Regions from separate parts of the Mus musculus genome. Here all the other regions are linked to region 1. The links are chromatin loops, found by intact Hi-C in ENCODE. Cell type or tissue: left cerebral cortex. All regions are shown on one strand.

What was found. A loop is a pair of places that touch in the nucleus more often than their neighbours do. Peaks named below come from ENCODE experiments on the same cell type or tissue, not always from the same donor. Only the 100,000 strongest peaks of a DNase experiment are listed, where the experiment ranks them.
Region 2: it touches region 1 in a loop (2.6-fold over the local background); 3 of 42 quality-filtered maps call a loop at or near these places.
Region 3: a loop joins it to region 1, with 2.2 times the contacts of the local background. A loop is called at or near these places in 3 of 42 quality-filtered maps.

The regions. Positions count from the first base shown.
Region 1 is chr4:47,498,916-47,506,915 of GRCm38, reverse strand. No RefSeq gene overlaps it. Among named protein-coding and RNA genes, the nearest start is that of Gm42283, 8.1 kb to the right of the region's middle. In left cerebral cortex, a CTCF peak has its summit at 4,061; DNase peaks (open chromatin) are centred at 1,938 and 4,026; H3K4me3 peaks cover 399 bases; H3K27ac peaks cover 241 bases.
Region 2 is chr4:48,377,052-48,385,051 of GRCm38, reverse strand. It overlaps Invs (inversin), which reads right to left. Exons shown (of 17, transcript NM_010569.4): 4 at 2,774-2,947. Among named protein-coding and RNA genes, the nearest start is that of Tex10, 92 kb to the left of the region's middle. In left cerebral cortex, a CTCF peak has its summit at 3,905 (motif pointing right); a DNase peak (open chromatin) is centred at 3,895.
Region 3 is chr4:48,366,492-48,374,491 of GRCm38, reverse strand. The region is part of intron 3 of Invs (inversin); the gene reads right to left. Among named protein-coding and RNA genes, the nearest start is that of Invs, 91 kb to the right of the region's middle. In left cerebral cortex, no CTCF peak of the experiment used is centred here; a DNase peak (open chromatin) is centred at 3,252.

The DNA.
Region 1 (8,000 bases):
AAACCCTGAGTGCTGCTTTCAAGAAGTAATGATTTCGGTCATGATTATTTTTTATTATTATAGTGCACATCTCTTCCCGCCCATGCATATAAATCTACCTCATTCACTTTGCAAGCTGAGTAGTGGTCCATTAGGATGCTGTATACCATCTCTGTGTAAACCTGCTCTTACTGGACTGCTGAGTTGTTTCCAAATCCTTCCAAAGCCTCGAGACGCACATCTGTGAATATTCTAGCAGTTTTTACTCTAGTGAAAACTCCCTGCATATGTCTCCATGCACACGTGTGAGTGCTGCAGAGGATAAGTAACGTAAGGAGAACTTCTAGGCCAAAGGAAACAAATGGGTTTTAAATTTTACATTCAAAGTGTCCTCCAAAGACCTACCAATGAGAATAGACAAATTCTCATGTGTGTGTGTGTGTGTGTGTGTGTGTGTGTGTGTTGTCTATGTGTGTATGTGTGAATGTGGGAGTATGAGTATGTATGTGTGTGAGCATGTTGTTTGTGAGAGTGTGTGTGTGAGCATGTTGTCTGTGAGAGTGTGTGTGTGAGAGAGAGAATGTGTTGTCTGTGTGTGAGTGTGTGTGAGTATGTGAGTGTGTATGTATGAGTGTGTGTGTGAATATGTTGTCTGTGTAAGTATGTAAATGTGAGTGTGTGAGTGCATATGTGAGTGTGTATGGACAGTTTCTTTGTGAGTATAAGTGTGTGAGTGTGAATGTGAGTGTGTGAGTGTGTGAATGTGTGAGTATGTGTGAGTATGTGAGTGTGTGTGAATTGTTGTCTGTGTGAGTGTGTGAGTATGTGAGTGTGTGTGAGAATGTGTGTAAATGTGAGTGTGTGTGAGAGTGTGCTGTCTGTGTGAGTGTGAGTGTGTGTGAGAAAAACACAGCTGTGTGTATCTTTACATCCACAACCATTGTTTCCTTTTAACTCTTGAATGTTCATTTGTCAATTTTATTTTTCTTCCCCTCTTTTTTCTTACAGAGACAGGATGGCTTCACACGCTTGATCCTCCTGCTTCACTGTCCCAAATGCTGAGTTCTTGGGTAACAGGTGTGACAGATACATCGGGAAGAAATGGAGGATTCCAGCTGTGTTCCCTTGTCACCCGTGAGGCTGAGTCTCTGTCGGCCATGCTTATTTCTCTCCTGGGGACTTGCCTGCTCGTGGCCTATGATGGGCTGTATGTTGAGTTATTTGCCCTTTTTCTATGGATCAGAGGAGTTCTTTAAATAAATTACCTGCTCAATGTGCTGCAAAAACTGCCCACCTCGTGTGTTATCTCTAAATGTGCTGTCTCTGCTCGTCTTGTAATGACTTGCTCAGATTTTCTTATTAACGTCCAAAGACTTTCTATCTGAAGGAGCTCTATCTTGGCCACAAGTATTCTATTTGTTTTCCATTTCATTTGGGGCTTGGTTGATTCAGAAGCAATTTGTGCTCATGTAGACACATAAGCCTTTGCATGTCATAAATCTCTAGGCAGCCGCTCCCTCCTGAGACGGGGCCTTCACTAATATCGTCCTCGGGTTTTCCTAGGACTTTGTAGTCCATCTGGAATTTATTTCGTGGTATGCCATAGGAATCTCGCTCCTTTTATTCCAAAATAGTTGGTCAAATTTCCCAATCTCTTACATCAAATTAGTCATCCTTTCCTCTGGAGAGTGTAACCCCAACCTGCCCAGACAGTTAGTTTTTATTTGGACTTAAAAGATGTAGAAAAGATTGAGATCAGCCATCTTGACTCAGTCTTCAGAGGGGATAGAGTACTGTTTGCTTTGGATGGGAAGGGAGTGTGGCGCAGGGTAACATGGGGGAGGCAGTGATGTGGTCATGGAATTTGTTGTGAAAAAGGAAAGTTTGAGGAAGGCAAGAGAAAAACCTACTGAGTCATAGAAGGAAGGTGTTATCAACAAAACAGTTTCAGAATGGCCTCGAGGCAGGAATCATGGGAAAGCCTTAAAATAGCCGATGATAGAACAGAATCAGACTCCTCGCTGAAAGGAAAAAGCCCACAGGCATCCACCCCCAGCTTGCCTTCTGGCTGTCACAGAGCCTCACAGAGTTCATGTCAGGATCGGTTAGGCAATTAGAAAATAGAAAAGGCCATAATTGTTGCTATAATAAATTCCCTTAGAGGTGGGGCAATGGCTCCGTGGATAAAAATGCTTGCCCCACAATAATAAGAACCTGCCTTTGTCCCCAGAAGCCTTGAAAATAGATGTGTGTGGTGGCAAGCACCTGTAATATCAGTGTGGGGAGGCAGAAACAGGAGGAACCCCAATCCCACACCACCACCGCTGTCACTGCCACTGCCACCACTGCCACCCCAGGGCTTGCTGGCCACTAAGTCTAACTGAATAGGTAGCCACAGGTCCCATGGCAGGCACTGTCTCAAAAAAAATAAAGGTAGACACTTTTGAGGAATGACACTTGAGATTGACCTCTGGCCTGTACACACACACACACACACACACACACACACACACCACAACACAAAAATAAATGTTTTTTTTTAAATAATGCTTTCCCACATTATTAATAATTCATAGAAATCCATTTAATAGCTAAATTCTATCATGTGGTCAGGTCATCGTTCAACCATTTTAGTATTTCCATAGACTGTGTACATGTGTGTCTGTGTCTGTGTCTGTGTGTATACAAGAATTCAATACTGAAGGTCTTCCTTAATCACGCTCCATTTTGGTTTTTGTGACAGTCTCTGCAGCTCGCTGATTTGGCTCCCCTGGCTAACTGGCTCTTCCTGCCTCTGCCTTACCAGCACTGGGATCACAAGCATACGCTGCCGCGCCCACCCAGCTTTTTTACATGGATTCTGGGAAATTGAATTCAGATTCTCATACTTACACAACAAGCACGTTACTGACTGAGCCGTCTCTGGCCTCGTTAACGATTTTTTATAGAATGGACACTGCTATCAGGAATCTCTTCAGTCTTGTGTCCAGCTTGGCACTCCAAATAAACAAGAAATTAGCAATCGGCTTTGTCCTGGCTCTTTCTTTCCCACTATCAAATTCCCTTCCACAATGCTTCTGATCTTTTACATTCACAACCTAAGATAAGAAGTTCGTTACGGTTCAATGTGCACAAGCCAGGCGTGGTTGTGCACATCTGTAATGCTGCACTCAAGAGGACAAAGCAAAATGATTGTGAGTTCAAGACCAGCTATGGCTACATAATGAGACCCTGTCTCAGGTAGGATAGATAGATAGATAGATAGATAGATAGATAGATAGATAGATAGAAAGATAGATAGAAAGATAGATAGAAAGATAGAAAGAAAGAATTGGTTGACTCTAATTGTAAATTCTACTGTACACTCTTTGCAGTACTTAAGCCTCAGTCCTCTCTAAAATGCATTATTGAGGACTTATTTGATACACCCTTGCCTTTAGATAGCTACTATCCAAGTCCCCACTTTATAGATGAAGATGGAGTCTCCAATAGGTTAAAACCTTGTGCAAGGACACACAAACAGTAAATGACTAAAGCAAGTTTCAAAACTGTGCAGTCCAATGCCACACCCCACCCCCTTTGCAGAAGGACAAGAACACCAGCTATTGTGCTTACAGAAAAGCAGAAAGAAACCATGAGAGAGCAAACGCACGGCCGATGAGAACAGACACAAAGCGGATTAGAAATGCTAGGAACCCTGTGAGTCGGAAAGGTAGCCATGAGATCCTAAACTGTACTTTTTCTTTTCTCCATGAGTGAGAATGACATTTGACAAAAGCCAGCAGATCACATGTTTTACAGTTAAGCCTACAACAACCCAGCTATGGACACGAGAATGGTCTGCCACAGAGGGAAGAAAGCAGGAGCCCCAGCTTCCTAAATCTGAAGAAATGAGAAGAAAAAGCCTGAAGCTACTGTTCAAAACACATAAGGTGGGTAGAACAGGGAAACACTTCTCCAGGGTTTCTGGCTAAGGATCTTCCAACGCCATGAAATGGGTGCGGTCTGCCCACAGACCACAGGACCTGGATTTTGTAGAAGACAGGTTGGCTTTTTTGCTATGTGCCACAGCGCCACCTATCAGAAGTAGTGTGAAATTGCATCATAACCACCAGGGCAGTTCTGGAGTCCTTCTGGACAGAAGACCACACCAGGCCCACACCTACCAAATGCTGACATCGCTGTGGTAAAGAAACCAGTGTCTGCCCTTGGGAAGTTCACAGTCCATCAGAAGACTGTGGAAGGCTGTACAACAGAGATCTGTGAAAGGGGGGGGGGGGGGAGGGAGGGAGTTGAAGTTGCCCTTCCCAGAGGGTTCCACAGGGGGAGCTACTCCACCCATCTCTTAAAGATGGGTAAAGATCCTAGGCCAGACTGGCTGACAGTGGCAGAGGATGAATATATGTCTCAGAGATCGGGAGGTAGGGAAAATTCTAGTACATTAAGGGGGTGGAATGCTGGACTCTGAGTCTTGCTTAGCTTTGTGTTTAAGGAGGGGACTTGTGAAGATTCAAATCCCAAATTGGGAGTGTCCACACTAGAGTCCATGTCTCCCGATTCTCAGTGAACCAGGGAAGCGCAAGGCCAGCCCACTCCCGAGGCTGTGCCCTCAGAAGACCTAATGTCAGTCCAGACCATCTCCACACGTTTCTAGAAGACCCTTGCGAAGCACCTGACCTTTCTGCATGTCAGATTATCTATCTATAAACAGGAGTAATAATAATGATAAATGCTCAGCCCAACGCCGAGTCGATACTTAATACCCAATAATCAGATTTTAAAGATGATACTTTTTAAATATTGACATTTTAATATTATAATATTATTGGCATGTGTCTCAAACTACCGTTACAGTAGCCCCATTGTCTGAAGAATTTTGGTTTTTTTTTTGTTGTTGTTGTTGTTTTTCTTTCTCAGTTACCTGTACAGAGGTCACATGGAAAATTCAAGAAATGACTCATACACTTTCAGTTGTGTGGCTTTCTGAGGAGGAGAATGAAATCTCATGCCAGTGCACTTGTCCCATTGGAGGTGGGGATGGTTGCTGTGTGCTGGGCGCCCATACTGTGTATGCTACTGTGAAAGGCTTCCTGGTGAGCCGCCTCCTCCTACCTTGCATTGGGCAGGAAGTCATCTAGTCCTCTGCACCGCCCTGTGCTTTAGGCTTCTAATTGGGCTCTGCTTTTGAGGGAAACACAATTTGCTAGGTCATCTGGGACGACAGCTGTCTGTGTTTATAAATCCCAAGGTCATGATCAGCACTCAAAGAAGTCAGGATCCAAATCACACAGCCTTGTTTTTCAGCGTAATTCATTAGATTTTACCTGGAAACTTGAGAGAGCAGCTGGGATGCTCGCACCAGCCTGAACGCAGGGGATGGGGCCAGAGGAACCAAAGGCAGTGCTATGCCGGCTTCGTTTTCATTCCTAGAAGATCCAAAGTGCTACCACAGACCTCCCAGAACTACAGGGCACACCAGTCCCTAACAAAGCACATCAAAGGATCACTAGGGCCAGGGAGATGATTCAGCCAATGAAGACACCCAGCACAAGACTGCTGACCTGAGTCTGTCCACACAGCACACAGAAAGGAGCAGAGAAGGACTGCACAAGGTTGTCCGTTTCATCTGACTTCCATATGTGCATCATGTCGCGTGCATACACACCTGCACGCGTACACAGCACACAGACATATACATGTACTCATAATAGATAAAGTTTAAAGAAAAAACATCACTTTGAAAGGCACGGGTGGGACCTGCTTGTAGGAAGCACTCAAACTAGAGGGACAACCCCAAAGGTGACCCCATGAAGCCAGCAGGGGGAGAACACAGTAGGATCATTTAAGAACCATAGACAAAACCCTGTAATCCAAGGCTGAAACGATCTCACATCACAGCACCGGTGCGTGGAGTCATGTGGCCCAAGAGAACTGCAGGAAGAAGGGATGTTCCAACAGGGCTTTGTGAAAAACATAAAATCCAGGCCCAAAACAGAGGGCAGAAGCACTCAGGAGAAATAGCTAAGTATGAAGTCTACCTCCATTATCAGATTATGTTAAGCGTCTAGGAGGAGGACTGCTCTCAACCTGATTGATTGAGTTTTATTTGGTTTGGACTTTTGGCTTTAGGGTGTTTGTTTTATTTTGAGACAAGGTCTCACTGTAGAACCTAAGCTGTCCTGAGACTCTTTTTGTTTGAGTTTCATTCTTTCTTTCTGCTTATGTTTTTTGGTGTACTTTTAAGCCAGAGCCTCATGTAGCCCGGGATAGCCCTCTAACCTTGAGGGGGGCATCCTCTACTTTCCAAGTGCTGGGCTTACAGATGTGGGCCACCACGCCCGGAAGGAATGGAGGGATGGAGGAATGGATGAATGGGTGCAGGAAAGGGAAGTTAAATGTAGCCACCTCCATTTCTACATGTATCTCCACTCCCACGCTTCAGCCCAGACTTACTGTCAGAGTCTCCTGCTTTAGTTATTTGGGCGCCTCTTTAAAATAATCCCCCAAATTGATTTCATGGATCCCTAGTAGACTGTAAGCTAGAGTTTGAAAAATGTCAACATAGTATGATTCTTACTACCCCCTTCCTGAGAAGAAAAGAAATGTAGAGATCTGAAAATGTGGACTGTGTTGGGGTAGAGGGGGCCTCATTGTGGCCAGACAAGCAGTGCATGGGAGTGGATAGAAGAGCAGAGTAAGTTAGGAGGGGTCTGCGGCTTTGCCTAAACATGAATGAAGCCCTGGGTTCAGTCCCCAGCACCACATGAACTGGATGTAATGGCTCACACCTGTGACCCCAGCACCCAGCAAGGGGTGGTAACAGGAGGGTCAGGAGTGAGAGATCATTCTCTAGTATGCATTTGAGGCCAGCCTCGGACAGAGGAGATCCTGTCTCAAAAGTGGGGAACACCCACAGATACCTATAACAGCTTTGTTCAGACAGCCTGGAATCAGTAAGAACCCACTGTCCATCAGTGGACGCATGGAGCAGTCTGTGAGGTGCACTACTGTCATAAGCTGGGGGGGGGGGTAAAACACCAACCAACACATGCTACAACATGAACCTTAGAAACACGCTCAGTAAAAAGTAGATGCGAACACCACAAGAACCTACCTATGAAAGACCCAAAATCTATCTACCTAGAAATAGTTGGTAGCCCGAGGCTGGGGGTGAGGCAGGAAGAACTTGGACTTGGTGGCCAGAGTACAGACTCTCTCAGAGTGTGTTTATGGCTGGCACACCCGATGAAAGACAGAAAACCATTGTGTTGTCCAATTTAAACCATGTCTTAGTGATTCATGGTATGTGAACTACATCTCAATAAAGCCATAGCAATAAAAAGAACAGTGGCTCTCTGAGAAGAGCAGGGACAACACAGAGACCGGCTCATCTGACTGTCCTTGTGGCCCAGAAGGAGGCATTCAAGGCCAGGCGTGGGGTAGATTTATGAGAGCGGTGGCTGCCTGTGCATATGCCAGTCCTGGGCAGGGCAGCATTATTCCAGGAAGGCTCTGGCACAGGAAGGTGGCCCCTGACGGCCATGTCAGTGGCGCCAGGGTGGAGGTTCTCACCCAAGCACTGGAATCAGAGTGCACCAGCTTCTGGCCAAGCCGTCCACGTGCCTGGGATGCTATGCGGACCCCAGGTAGCCAGCAAGCTCACAATCAGCAGGTGGTGGTGGCAGGCAAAAAGTCCAGCCTCTTGGCAGGCAGCCCCCGCATAATGGATACTCATGCTCACATGAAGCTTCTGGAATCTCTGCGGACAATCCCGAGGTCTGTGGGAAATAAATCATGTCTGGACTGTGAAGGTAATCCCAGCTAGTCCCAGTGCCAGGACACGATCCTGCCTGACTTTCACTCGGGGACAAGCACTGCCTGGAAGTTCCTCACTGCCCAGCACCCTCCCTTGTCCACAGACCTCTCCATGGACGAGTGTGAGGGACCCCACTGTTAGTCTTTAGAGATGGGTTGGGGTGGGGTGTCCTTACAGGTTCCCGCACTGGAGGTTGGCTTGTGCT
Region 2 (8,000 bases), 880 kb before region 1:
TCTATGTGACAGGCACGGATCGCTGGGAGATTAGGATTCCTTAATCTGCATGTGATAGAAGTTAGCAGTGTGTGGCTGCACTGAGATTTTATGTGACGCCAGAGGCTGACCTCCTGACCACGGGTCTTGGTCATCAAGTGCTGCACATAACAGGGCGAGGAATGGTGACTTACAAATAATCACCAGCAAGGTAACCAACGCTCCTGATGTTATATGCCTCTGAGGAGCACTAAGATTTGAATTAGAATCTTAGAATTTGACAGAAAGATTTAAATTTTGATGTTAACCAGAAGGGAAATATGCTACAGGCAACACATAGACCTAGAATCCTTTAGCATATCAAATTTAAATTTAAGAATAAGTTTACATACTAATAGCTAAATCTAGCTACTGATGGATACTTTTAAAACTAAACCTGCATTTTATCTGAAGTAAAAGTTTGAAGGGGTAATTCTGAACGCAGTAAAGTTGCTGCCACTTTTGCCACTGCCATGAACATGCCTCTTACAGAGAGATCACCACGGACAAAACTAGGAGATGCTTAGATACACATTAGACACTCACTGTCATTCAGCACCCAGTCTAAAATTGGACAATTTACTGACAGGAACCAAGCTCATCTGTCCTAAATTTGAAAGACTAACATTGTGGTATTCATTCAAAGTGCACCTACAGGTATTTATTATATTATGAAGTCATTATTAATGCATTATTTTCTAAAAGATTCATTTTATTTTTGTTTACTTTGTGTGCTTGGTGAACTTCAGGAGGGCAGAGGAGAGTGCTGGGTCTCCTGGAGCTTGAGTGACCGCTGCTGTCAGCGGCCTTGTGTGAGTGCCTGGAACAGAAGCTGGCCTTCTGCATAACTGCTGAGCCATCTCTTTAGCCCTAACCCATTGCTATTCTTATTAATGACCGAAGATAACAGAAAAAAAATCGCTACTTAATAGCAATCATTAATTGATCATAACCACCTTCTTAATAAACATAGACAGAGTCTTAACTTCCTCCCTTTCACTAGGTTATGGTTAGTCAGGGTCTATTTACTCACATATAATATGAGCTTAGCTGTTTGTACATATATATATATGTATATTTTAAAGATTTATTTATTATTATATCTAAGTACACTGTAGTTGTCTTCAGATGCACCAGAAGAGGGCGTCAGATCTCATTACAGATGGTTGGGAGCCACCATGTGGTTGCTGGGATTTGAACTCAGGACCTTCAGAAGAGCAGTCAGTGCTCTTAACCACTGAGCCATCTCTCCAGCTCCTTGTACTTATATTTTTTACATCTTTTTTATTTTTCTACTTATTTTTGCTGTGGTACAATATGCATAAAGTAAAACTGATCATTTAGAGAAACACCAGCACTCAGATGCTCTGAATAGGAAAATATTAATGCATGGTTGCAAAGCAAAAGTTGATTTTCTGACTGCAAACTAAAGAAAATTTGAAAAATACAAGAACCGTCTGAAGTAAAACCAAACCAACTAACCAACCAACCATACAAAACAGAGAAGGGTTGGAGAGGTGGCTCAGCAGTGAGGAGTGCCTGCTCCCATTGCAGAAGAGCAGGCCAGTTCCCGGCACCCACATCAGGTGGGTCACAATGACCTGTAATCCATTTCTAGAGCATCTGACACTCTCTGGCCTCCACATGTACCTGCATTCACATGGTGCACAGAAACTCATGTAGGTACTATGTGTGTGTGAGGATGCACTAGTGCATACACAAACACAGCACATGCATGCACACACACACACACACACACACACACACACACACACACACACACATTTAGGAAATCTTTGAAAAACCATAAGCAGTAAATATAATTATCATATGGATTTTAACTTCATGGGATTATTGGTACTAACAAGACTATGGTTCATCTACAGTGGAAAGAAAAGGATTACTGCTTGATTCCAACAAGTGACCACATTTTTCTTTCTATAAAGAAAGATCAACAAAACTATGAGCTGTGCAAGCAATCTGTTAAAATTTAAGAGCAAGGAAAGTTAAAAAAAATTCTAGCAAGAATTGAGAGGGCAGATGTCAGAACTGAAGTGCAATTAATAGTTGTTCCATGGCTAACATTTATGGAGTGTGTCCTGTTTGAGATACTGTGTTAGGGATCTTGCATTACCTCATTTTACCTTCAGTTATCCTTTTCATGTATTCCAAAATTATGACATAAATGAATTGAGTAATTCCCCCAAGAACACATACTGAGTAAGCAGTGGCTTTTGGATTGGAATCCAAGGAGACTACTGCTGACAGCCCAACCATTAAAGTCATTGCCTGCTTAGTGCACTGTGCAGGCGATGGCACTGTGAGTCCGGGTGATGCTTAGTGCGTTGCATGGACAGCCAGCCACTGTGAAGTCAGGTGCCCACACACTTAGTATACTGCACAGGCAGATAGTCATCATGAGTCCAGGTGCCCACAGGGACTGTTGAGTCTCTCACCAACGACAAATGTTGACTTCTACAGTTAAGCAGGACAGGGTTTGGATTATTGTTTTGCCACTTGGATCTCGGGCAAGCTTTAATCCTCTTGCTGGTCAGATTCCCCACCAACCAAAGGAGATGATACTACCGATCACAGGATTGCTAGCAGGGTAATGGCAGACTTTTAGAAAATACTCTCTGGGACGTCGGGATATGTGGAATTGCCCTCCCACAGGGATGGTGACAATGCCTGCGGCTTGACAAAACAAAGTGTCCCTTTCTTTTTTCATCTGTCTTTGACCCTTACTGCCCATCACCTTGTTTTTGTCCTGTGTATCCACCTCCCCAGGGGCCATAAACTTCAGCAGAAGAGCTAGACACTTGGGGCTCCTGTGCCGAGTGCTCAGGTGCAAAGGTGTCATCTCTTCTAGATCCTTCTGCATCCAGTTTGCTCTTCGAGTAAGTAAGAGTTTCATAAAGCGATAATTTCCCTAGGTGAAAAAAGGAAAAAGAGAGGATGAGAAGAATTTACTACCCTGTGGCCACTGAGTAAATACATTTTATATGTTTTCAGGATTTAAACTACTTTCATAGAGTATACCATGCAGAAAAGTTAATAAAAGGAAAAATGAACATACCTATACTAAGACAGTGATTGCTTTTTGTTTTCCTGTTTCTTTTGATCACTTATGAACACACATATAACTTACACAGTGGCTGGCCAATATTTATTGGGTTAAGTAACATGTTTTTTATATCCAGACTATTATTGCTAGGTGTTTAAAATGTTAGTCTATTATTACTGGATATGCAGACACAAAAACTTTCAATCACAAATATTTATCATAGAAAATGCTTCAATATACGTCATTTTGTACTCAGCTTTTCTCTTTTATCATAAAAACCAAATAACCAGCAGGCACATTTGAGGGTTAGGTTTGTACATTTTATGGCTTGTGTGTATTTTTTTTTTAAGTTACTGTCCTCTACCATCAATATGTAGGGTATTTATTTATTGGTTGTCAAAACAGGGTACATTCAAATACTGTAACATACACTATGTGATTCTTCTCACTGCTGTTTCCCTACAGACTGTATGTTTCAGGAAGCACAGCCATGTTTCATTGGCTACTGTACCCAGTATAATTTCTAATACAGACTACGTGCTTAGTAAATGCAAATAGATTATATGATAGACTGAGCATGAAGAAATGAAAGAGCTCCTGCATTTTTGTTTGCACTTAAATATTCTGATTCACAGTTGTCATGTGAGGTCAGATCAGTGAAGAGTCTTAATTCTCAGATAACTGGCATTTGGCTCTTCTTGCTTTTAAAAGTTTCATTGATTTTAGCTATTTTAACAGCACACAAGCCTTGTCTGGCTTCAGTTTTACTGTAAGCTCTGAGAAGAAAGACACGAAAGTTTCCTCAAGAGGGCGCCCTGCTCTAAGCTTCCTTGAGAGAGCACCAGGTTATAAATTTCCTCAAGAGGGCTCCCTGCTCTAAATTTCCTGACATCTTTCCTTACACAGAAAAAAAAAGTGCTGTTAGGAAAAAAAAATCTGTATGACACTTCATACCAAAATAAAAAAATAAGGTTTGACCTTTCTGAGCATAGCATTTCAAATATTACAGAATTATTCATTATGACCTTTTAGAGATATTCAATCAGACAGTCATTTTGGTTGTGGAATCAGAAAACAGAAAGGAGAAGGAAAGTCACACAGTTGACAGTGGTGACCAATGGGCACAGACAATGCGCCTGGCACATCCATGCTTCCTGTTATTCTTGGGTCTCAAGCTTCCCTACCAATGCGGTATGAACCAGTAATAGCTGCTCCTCCGTTCACTCAGCAAACATTGGCTAAGCCATGTTATGAAGCAGGCAATTAGAACAAAGCTTTTGACATACATTTCATCTTTGTGCTACACTAAAGTATGGTGGAAAATATCTACAGACTAAAGTACCCTTCTGCATCTCACGTGTAAAACAGAGGCAACAACAATGCCTAGAATACTTACACATGTAAAATGAGGCAGATAATATTTGAAAAATAATTGAAGAACACACCGAGTGGATGCCTAGCAAATGTTTCCTAGGATTATGAACAGTTTCCTGGATATTGGGTTTCTCATCAGACCTGGATCTCACCAAGACCAGCTTGGCCAGCAAGACAGTGTAGATGGTAGGTGGATGGAAGAAGAGCTGGTGATGAAGGGTGGCAGGTAGAAAGGCTTGACCGTCATCATCTATAGTACAGCCAGTGGTTAGGAAGAGATCCGAGAATATAGATAGTTAGAATGATAGAGATAATGGCTTCTCTGATTTTCTTACACTGAAGACCATGTCTATGCTCTGCCCACAGTTTATAACACAAGGCTAACAGGAATTTGACTGGTACTCTGAGGAGGAGTCAGCCATATGAACAGATGAACTTCTTCAGGACTGAAAGACAGAGACCTATGAGGTATTATGTATGACAGCTGGGGCCAGACACAAAATAATTCACTTGGCCAACATCAACCTCCTGGGTCTCATGAGCAAGCATTTGGGAAATACTGATTATGTTGCAGGATATTTGATAACACTGTGACCCTCCAAGATTGTGTTGTTTATTGTTAAAACATGTTTCTTGTTGTGGTGTGGCTCACCCTTAGCACACATTTAATCTTAAACGATGAAGGTAAAGTTAGCTTGTAGAAGGAAGCACCCATGTTTGAAAGTGATGTCTAACTGACTGGCAGAAAAAAGTGATGAATCAGAAAAATCTGACAGAATAGGATCTGCCCAACTCTCACAAGAAGAGAGAGGAAAGGGAAGCTACTTAAGGGAGAGGCAGACAGCACAGGAGGAAGAGAGTACAGTGCAGGATACAGTAGAGTTTGTGGAGAGCAGTGCAGTAGAGCTGAGAGGGCAAGTAGAGCAGCACAGAGAGGGAGAAGGAGGTGTTTTACCGGGACAGTTATAGAGAGACAGGTTGCAGAAAGAGAGAACAAGCTAGACACAGGTGAAGATAGAAGGAGCCAACTTGCCAGAGTTAGTTTGAGGTCAATGAAGTCAGATGCTGAGAGAGAAGCCAGATCGAATCAGTCAGCTTGGAGAGGAGTTTGAGCCAGAGCAAGGGAGTTGAACCAGCCAGCCAGAGCTCAGAAAGAGCTTATTCAGCTCTAAGTCTCAGAGGCTGGAAACATTCTATGCCCAGGTTAGATTGTACGGAGGCTGGAAGCTTCCAGGACTAGGCCTAGGTTAGCAGATTGAGGCAGTAAGCTTCAGAGATGACAATCACAACAGATGAATAAAAGTTACTTTCATACAATTATATGCTGACTCAATCTTTACAAAGAAGCAGAAGGGACAGAATTTTCAGAACTGGCATGCAGACAGACATGGTGCTTGAAAAGTAGAGAATTCTCCATCTGAATCAACAGGCAGCAGAAAGAGAGTGACAGTGGGTCTGGCTTGAGCATCTGAAACTCCAAATCCCTCCCCCAGTGACACACTTCCTCCAACAAGGCCAGGCCTCTAACAAGTTCACACCTCCTAATTACACCACTCCCTATGGGTCTATGGGGCCATTTTCACTCAAACCACCACACTCTGGTTCATTATCTCTTCACCAGAGAAGCCTTCTGTTATCAGGATGTGTATTTATTCCCTCTAGAGAAATAGTACATTTCTCACTTTTCACAATCGGTGCTATAATGAATTGTTTTGTACATACTTTCTGGTAATTGTACAAGAATTTCTGGGCTCTTTCAAAAGCAGTTTCAATTTGCATTCCCAACAGAAACATGAAAATTCTTGTTTCTCTACAATTTTGTCCCACTTGGTTTTGTCAATGTGTTGACTTTGGCCAATCTAATTGGTATGCAGTGCTATTTTTATCATAAATTTAATCTGCACTTCCCTAGCTGAGATGGACTATTTTGTTGGCTATTTGTTTCTTCTTTTGTTGATAGCCTTTCGAGTTCTTTGCTAATTTGGAAACGTGGCTATTTGTACTTCATCCTGGAATATTTGTACAGACTATGGATACTCATCTTTTTGCTTTCCTTGGGATCTTTCGCTACGAATGAGCTAATATTCACAATGATATTATCTTCCCTTGCACTTTTTTATTTATCCCCTCTTATTGATTCAGTTTGTTCTTTGACAATTTCACATACATATTTAATACATTCTGTTTACTCTCTATCATCTCTCCTCTTATCTCTCTGTCAATCCTCACTCCTTCCCACTGGTCTCCTTCCCATATTCATGCCATTTTGTTTTGTGACATAATGATTTTAACCACTGGATCATCTGTGTAACCACTGGTTTGGAAATATCATGGTACCAAACCGAAGGCTAAATATTAATGTGTGTACCTACAGGCAAACAATACTCTCAACCTTAACCACAGAAGGTTTTCTTTGCAGTGAACTGTGATAAATGCAGAGACTCATGAAAGTTAAAGATGTTTAAAATAAATGATGTTTGAGTACTTAGCCCTAAATAGGACATTTATAGAACCTATCTAAGGCCCAGTGACTATTGAAGAAGGGACAGCAGGAAAAATATAAGAGCCAGAAGACAGGAAGAAGGGCTGGGAAACACTATCTTCATGCATGACATAGTTATTGTAAACAATCTCATAGTAGCTGTGGTAGGCTGCAGGAGGCCTGCCAATAGTCATGAATCAGGGAAGGCCTCCTGGCCCTGGTCCTCCCTACTGAACTATTGGCAATTAATGTATTGAGGAATCGTTCTCCCTTTCAGTTGTGAACCAAATGGTATTAACTTTTCTTCAACATTCAGTTTCTTCATATATTTTGGTATTTTTTTATAAGTAGATTGCTGCTATTACTATGGAGACAGAGTCTTTGCTGTTTAATCCTGGTTGGCTTGAAACTCACTATATAGAACAGGTTGGTCTTGCATGTGTGGTTATCCTGTTGTCTCAGCTTCCCAAGTGCTGGGATTCCATGTAATCCATGTACAGTTCCTAGGTTTCAAGTTGATTTTAAGGAAAGCCTCTTTGTTACAGTTTTATTTTTCCCTCCATATACCCTTCGGTTTGTTTCCACATAGCTCTTTGTGAAGTCTAAGAACCCACCTGACAGCATTCTCTTGAAGCCTTGTCTCCTATGACATTAGGGATACCACAGTGACAGTCACTCAGCTAATGGCAGCTTTCTGGCCCTGAGGTTGTCCTTGTTTTTTTGTCAGTTCTCCAAGCAGCATTCTCTAGAGCTGTAGAGCAATCTGAGGATACCCGGAACCTCTAACTGTATCTCTTTGCTTCAACAAAAATACAAAAGCTTTTTAATCACTCAGTGGGAAAAGAGTCTTTTCTTGAGCAAGATGTGGCTAGAATCACATTCTTTATGACTTCCGTCTGGTTGCAGTAAGTGTTTTTATCACGAACTTCTCACAGCACTGGGGATCTTCACTCATGTGTCCATCCATGAGGCCACCATAGCCCCTTTATCAGGCTACTGAGGACTTAGGCCATTTTCCTTCTTCTCAGCTGAAGCAAGGCAGCTTTAATACGTTGGACTTTG
Region 3 (8,000 bases), 870 kb before region 1:
ACACTTTAGTGATAAGATCTGTCATGAGGAAGACTATAGATGTTAGATTAAATACACTCCCCTCTGGTGCTGCAAACCATGGGAACACATCATGGCTGCCAATCAGATAGTGTGTCAAATAAGGACACACTGTTAAGAACACTCTGATAAGAACAACAGGAATCAACCTGATGAACAAGTTTAGATTGCCTTGGTCATTAGTCTTTTTCTATTTGGATCTGTCATTGTACTAGATATGGGGAGGAATCTATCCTTGTAGACTGGACACAAAGTAAAATGCATGCTTTTGATGTAGAAGATATCACTGTAAATGGGAGTTGTACCTGTTTCTTTTCAAGTTGGCCTGCTTCTCTTATGGTACAGAAGACCAAGTTAATGGAACACTGCATCTCCATATTCTTGGCAGGACTTCTGAAACCTGCTCTTGGACCCATCTTCCACCTTGCCACTGTAGAACCATTTCACGACACAATATTGCTGTTTCAGGAACTTGTTCGACTCCAACCATCAGAGGTCATTGATTCTAAACTGTTTCATGTTTTTGGGTTTTGAGGCCACCCATGGTCTGCCCATAGTGTACCATTTTCTGGAAGGCTACCCAGCAATGGACCAGTAGTTAGGGGGCATTTGATTGACACTTCCTTTCCGACACCATCCTCAGCTATCTGGGATTACTGAGAGCTGTGATACTTGAAAATCAATTAAAAAATACTTCTAGATTTATCTCCTAGTTGCTTCTGTTCTATAATCCAAATAAGTCAATTTGGCTACTGAGTGTGCCCTTCCCTAGAGAGTTCCTTTCATGGGGGATGTGATTAAAAACAATATGTTGGCATTATATACACCTATTTTAAAAACTTGTTCTATTCTGTCCATTACTAATTAAGAAGCTTTTTTATCTCCCCAACAACCATTTCAGGCTGGCTTTGACGGACAAATCCTTTGGTGGTACCTTTGCCAAAACAGGGATTAGAGATTCAAAATGTATTTTGGTTCATTAATCTGGATTAATTTGCCCAAGTGATATGATTCTAGATAAAAATAAATAAATAAAAAACTATGACCACAGAATTGAGTGCCTTGCACACTGGTCCTCCAACAGTAGCCTAAATTGTCTCTGTATATTTGTTCCATATACATACATCTTTCTAGATAGAAGGCACGTGTAGGGGTAATTAGAAAGAAAGTGAAGGGAACAGCTATTAAGATGAAACTCCTGCGCTGTTGGGATGGCTCAGTGGGCTAAAAGCACTTGCTTTCAAGCTTGAGGACCTGAGTTCAATTCCTGGAACCCACATGATGGGAGAAGGAACCCAACTTTTTCAAGATGTCTTCTGGCTTGCCACAGCATAGGTGTGGAAGACAAGGGATAACTTGCAAGAGTTGGCTGCACTGTGACGGTTAAGCACACAAGTATATAGTATTTTTAGAAAAAGATAGGACTCCCTAGTTTTGTGGCTGAAGAGGGAAGGCAACCACTTCAGGACTTGGCAAAGGAGCTCAGACTTTGTAAGATACAGGAACAGGAGAACAGAACTTGTAGTCTACCTTTTGGATCTGGATTCTAACAAAATGAAGACGGCTTGCATATGAATCACAGAGACGTGGAGGCTAGGATGACCCACTGGAGAGTTTGCCATTTCCACCTGTGTACAAAGAAACATTTCTATTCATGTTTGTAGTTCCTGTTCTTCTATATGATTGATGTCAACGACAATATCCAAACATGAATCCATTTACACGCACAGAAGTACAGGGACAGGCACGATTTATTTTAATCTAATGAACATATCTATCCACATGCTCCCCAAGAGCATATGAACATGAGAAGCCTTAGAGCATGTAACATGTGACAGCCTTAGAGCATGTCACATGTGACAACCGACGCTGCAGCTGCCTGTGGGGCTGACTTGTGCCTTCTATGTCTGTACGTAGGCCAGGGCAGATTCCTTCATTGGTTTTGGGAGCCGTGACAACAAAGTTCAACATTAAGTTCCCCTGTGTAGGCTATGACCAATGATAAACTGGTCTTGGATATTATATTCTAGATGTTTGAAGTATGACCTGCTGTCTCCTGTGGTACTTATTCATAATTGACTTAGTCTAGGATGCTGTCAGATATAGCAGCGCTGACCACTCTTTACTTAAGCAACTTTCCAGGGTCGTGTTTGGAAAAAACCAGCTAGTGGGATGAGATTATGCCTTCATACTGGTTAAAATAAAATGGAGAACTCCCAAAGCTCAGTGCTGTTTAGCTGTGATAGGAGCTCAGTGTGCACAGCACCCACCTGGTTCTCCAGCTCTCCTGGGTTCCTTAGGAGCAAAGGAAACCGTTGCAAACATGTAGAAGCTCAGGCTTTCTACTGCGTTCTGAGAAATAAACTCCTTTGTCTATGCTCTAGAGTCTAATGTTTATTTTAAGCATCCATGCAATATTAACAGACCAACTTCTTAGCTTGCCTATGGGCAAAGTCAAATCTGAGACCCACCTACAATTCAGTATTATTATAGTAGAGTACAGGGTAAGAAGTTAATGTTATGACTAAAAAGATTCTAAAATGACACGATAAGGAACAGAAAACCCACTTACTGAGTATCTACAGTATTCAATTATTATTTTTAAATGAAAGCACATAAACTGGAGCTTTGAACCATTACATCCTACTTGAAATAAAAACATACTTTCTGTGTATACATAAATGGTTCTGTGTAATGAAAGCCAATATGTTTTTAACCTAGAACAGGAGATTATTACCCACATAAAAAACAGAGACTATAAATGCTTCTGTCTTGGGACTATCTCCCTGTCTTATATGATTTAAGTGTCTGCTTACATTTTGTTTTGTTTTGTTTTGGTTTTTTTTTTAGTCTTTAGAGTGAATTTTTATAGGACAGGAAAGCAAATAGTTATCAAAATCAAATTACTGAGAGATAAGAATTTACTGAGCTCTAGAAACAAAATCGAATCTGCATTATTTTTCCCAGTGGCAGACAGTCTCTCCTCCCTTAAACTTCTGATGGTCAACTTCAAATACTGTGCTTTATGACAAAGCGTTTTAATTGCCTGTGATGGTAAGTGTATCAGTAGCCTGCCATCCTGAGCACATCTTTGGAAACATTTTAAAAAGTTACTTGACAATTCCAAGCAAAGGCTAAGGAGGATGTTTCAAAGGCAGACTCTGAGCTTTATTTGCTATTTTCCAAGTTTAAGATGCTCATCCATCTGGCAGAGCAGCCAGACTATACATCAGCCAAGAACATCTCTCCGGATTGAAGCAGATTCTGGCTCTCAAAGAGGATTTGACTGAAGGAAAAGCAACATCTTTAGCTGCTCCATGGCTGAACTCTGCTAATATTTCTCCCCAATGCCTCCTCCAAGCCTTGGCTCCATCTACTAACTTGGTTTCCATAGGAATAGACAGAGCTATCAAGTGCCACATAGTCAAACAGCATAAGAAAAAAAATGTTACTGGAAAAAAATATGCTCTTCTTCTCTATGAAAGTAAACTATGGGAAGACTCTTTATTCCAAGACTTCTTCCCCAACACCAGGCTTTTCCGGTGTCTTTCTGGACTATGATAGCTTATTTTATTTAGATTATTAAGTCTCCTCAGCAGATAGGAATTTATCTATAGGAAACTAACAAAAATAAAAAAAAATGCAAAAGTGCTAAAAAAAGACCAGTGCAAAAGATGTGATGATTATTTTCATGAGGGCAATTCTATTCTGCTTGTGCTTGTTGCTCATTCATTTAGGATGATTCTTTCAAATGGCACGGCCTTTTAAAATTAGTTTTATAGTTAGATTATCATGACATTTTATAGTTATGTTGTTATACTTTGTTCCCATTCCTTCCCCTCCTCTGGTCCCTAGCTTCCCTCCCATGCCATCTCCAGCTAGATTCCTTTCTTCTCCCATGCAGCCTCAGCTTGCTGTCTTATTACATGTATTCTGTCACCCTCTGCATTTCCCACCGCCCTTGAGATCTCTTCTCCTTTCACAATCCCCTTTCTAGTTTCATACCATACATTCTCTCTCTCTCTCTCTCTCTCTCTCTCTCTCTCTCTCTCTCTCTCTCTCTGAAAACTAAGTATCTGTCTTTCTGAGTTTGACCTGTTCTGATTAATTTAATGATCTTAAGTTACATCCATTTTCCTATAAGGGCCAAGATTTCAGTTTTCTTTATAGTTGCATCTAGTTCCATGTGTGTATGGACCATATTACCTTTATCCATTCGTCTGTTGAAGGACATCTAGGCTGATTCCACTTTCTGGCTATTGTGAATAACCAGCAACAGATATGAATATACAACTATCTCTGGAGGAAGTTAACTAGAGTCATTTGGATACATCCCCAAGTATAGCTGGGCCATATGGTATTTCTATTTTCAGTTTTAAAAAAAGAGTTATTTTATTATTTATTTATGAGTATGTGTATGTATGTATGCCACATGTGTGTATGTGCCTGTGAAGTCGGGTCTAAGAGGGCACTGGATCCCCTCAAGTTACAGCTAACAGGCAGTTGTGGGGTCTGAGGACTAACTGTGGTCCTCTAGAAAAGCACCAAGCATCCTTTAATTGCTGAACAATCTCTATAGCCCCTGCTTTGAGGTTTTTGAGAGATTGCTATACAGATTTTTATAATGGATTCATTTCCACCAATAAATAAAGGCTACTTTTTTCCTCATATTTCTACTAGCATTTTATTATTGCTGGCTTGTTTTGCTTTTTGATGATAGTCATCCTGATTGAGGTGAGATGAAATTCAAAGCAGTTTTAATTTGCATTTCTCTAATGGATAAAGATGCTGAACAGTTTTAAAGGATTTATTGGCCACTTGTATAGATATATATTTAAAGATTTCATTTTTAAATAAGCATATACATGTGTGTCTTGTGTGTGGATGTGTGTATGCGAGTACAATTCACAGAGGCCAGAAGAAGGTGTTGGATTCCTGCAGCTACAGGCAGTTGAAAGCTGTCAGCGGTAGACACTGGGAACCAAACTCTGGTCTTCTATGAAAGCAGTTTGATCTCTTAACCACTGACCTCAACCCTCCATTTGTTTTTCTTTTGAGAGCTGTCAGTTGGGTTCATTGGTCCACTGGACGACTACTACTACTACTACTGATTGGATGACTGTTTTTTTTTTTTAAATGTTGGCTTCAGAACATCAACAAGATATGTATATCAGACCTCTTGTTATGTGCTTAATATATGGAACAGTAATTCCTACACTGTCCTTCATATAGGCATAGGATTTGGCCACATGCACATGTTATTCACTACCATAATATAATGGTCTGTGTCCCCTGACAGGGATAAGGGAAACAATAGCAATAGCTCTTAGGAGGGGCTCCTGTGAGCTGCATCTTAAAGGATATTCATTAAGCTACTTTCAATAATGAGAAGAGTGGATTTGTAAGGACTGTGAGTGGAGACTAGGCAGAGTTAGAATGAAAACTTAAAATCATTAATGTGGACACTCATTTAATTTCCCTCAGAAATTAGGGAATTCTAGTTCCCCTAAAGGTTGAATATTGGTATGTTAGGATGAATTCTAATTACACCAGGAAGAAAGATACAGAATTAAAAAAACTATGACCCTGGGGTTAGGGAAAATAAAGATTGCATTATTATTAAGAAAGAGAAACAAAAATTTAAGCATTTTGGTTGTTTGTATGTATGTATGTAGTATGTATGTATGTATGTATGTATGTATGCATGCATGTATCTTGCAAGCATATGAGTGTGTGGGTACATGAGACCTGCAGGGGCAATTGCAGGTCAGGACATTAAGTTTCTTCCAAAATTGCTCTCTGCCTTCAAACAGGGTCTCTCACTTAACTTCCCCTCCTCCACCCCACAAACACTGGGGTTACAGGCACACCTCTGTGCCAGTTTGTTTTCTTTTCTAACATGGGTTTTGGGAATTCAAACTTGGGTCCTCATGCTTTCACAGCCAGTACTCCTACCCAATGAGCAAGCTCCCCAAGCCACCACACACACTAAGTCTTAAAGAAGCTGGGAAGCATGGCCCTTGAGTCCTCTTAGAATCAATCACATTGCCACAGAAAGTAAGCTGGGTGTGCTTTCTATCCTAACAAACCTCATTTGTCATGCGGGAGGAGAATGCTAGGACATCAGCGGCATGCCTCTGAGTGTGAAATGATCTGGCTGAGACCCACTCTCAAGTCAATACTTCTTGAGAAGCCTGAAAGAAAAACTCTATAAACTTGCTACCCAGCACTCCACATCATCAACTCCTGCTTGCCTTTTCTGTCTTCAGCTTCCTGTGTCCCTTGTCTATCAACAATTCTGCCATGAGGGAAGAAGGAAGGCTAATTTCAGTCTTTACTTCTCCCTCAGCTCCTCCAAATCCAGTCTCCCAGTCTCATCCCCTGCTCTGCAGCAAACCCCCTGCTACAGCCCCCTTCTCGCTCTGTCTGAATCTCCAGTGGATCACACAGATCTTCCCTCCAAACGTCCCTTCCCCATTACTACTTTATCCCAGTCCCCAACTCCAGCAGGCATTCCATGAGAATCTGCAGGCTACTCCTCTCATGGATGCAGGTTGCCTAACTTGATCTCTACTGCTTCCTCCTCTCACTCCATCTCTGCAGCAGACTGCCTGCTGTAGCTTCCTCTCTGCCCTCATGTCCAGTGGGTCACACAGATCTTCTTCTCTAATCTTCCTCCTCACTCACTCATCCTAGACACAGCTCCTAACTCCAGCAGGCTTTCTCTTGGAACCTGCCAGCCAAGCCTGACAGAGAAGACAGTAAGCCAGCTAAGTAGATGAGCAACCTTCAGATCTCTATTCTCTCTCCTCTCCATATTTAATCCCTCAGTCTCATTCCCAACCCTGTAGAAAACTACCTGTTATGGCTCCTCCTCATACTCTGCCCCCATTCCTAGGAGACTAAACAGATTCTGGTGGAACAGCTTGCTTTCCTCCTTCCTGCGGATCCTCTCAACACCACCACCCTTATTCTTAAGTGTCAGCATCCAATACCTAGGAACATCCAATAGCTGCACCTATCTCAATCCCAGAAGAGTTCTCTACCAGGCGACACACAGCCGCCATACTCACCCAAGAACCAGAGAAGAATACAGAAACCAAGGAACAAAACCCACACAACAAACACAAGACCAAAAAGCAGCACCTAGAAATTACAATCTTCCCAAACCCAGATCCCTAATGCCAGAATAAAAACACAATCAGTAACAGCAAGGACACTATGTCTCTACTAAAGCCTAGCAGCCCTACCACAGTAGGCTCTGAATGGTCCAACACTGCTGAAGTATAAGAAAAGACCTTAAATTAGCCTTCAAGGATATGATTCAATGTCCTAAAAGAGGAAAGTGTATAAGTCCCTTAAACAAATCTGTAAAAATAAAAGCAGTGAAAGGAAATTAATAAAGCATTTCAAGACTTGAAAGTGCAAACAGAATCAATAAAGAAAAGACAAACTGAAGGAAACGTAGAAGTAAAAAATTTAGGAACTTGAATAGGAATCACAGAAGCAAGCTTCACTAACAGAATACGAGAAATGGAAGAGAGAATCTAAGGCATGGAAGACACAAAAGAAGAAATAGATAGCCCAGTCAAAGAAAATGTTGAATCTAAGGGAAAAAAAAACCTGGCACAAAACATCCAGGAAATCTGGACACTATGAAAAATCTAAATCTAAGAATAATAGAAATAGAGGAAGGAGAGGAAACCCAGGTCAAAGGCCCAGGAAATGTTTTCAAAAAATCATAAAGGAAATTTTTCCTAACTTAGGGAAATGCATATAGAGGTACAAGAAGCTTTAGAATATAAAATAGGTTGGATTACAAAAGAAAGTCCCATATACATATAATAATCAAAACACAAAACATACAGAAGGAAATCAAGAATAGTAAAAGCTTCACGGGAAAGAGGTCAAGTAACATACAAAGCCAGATCTATTAGAATTCCACCTGACTTCTCAATGAAGACTATAAAAGCCAGAAGGGC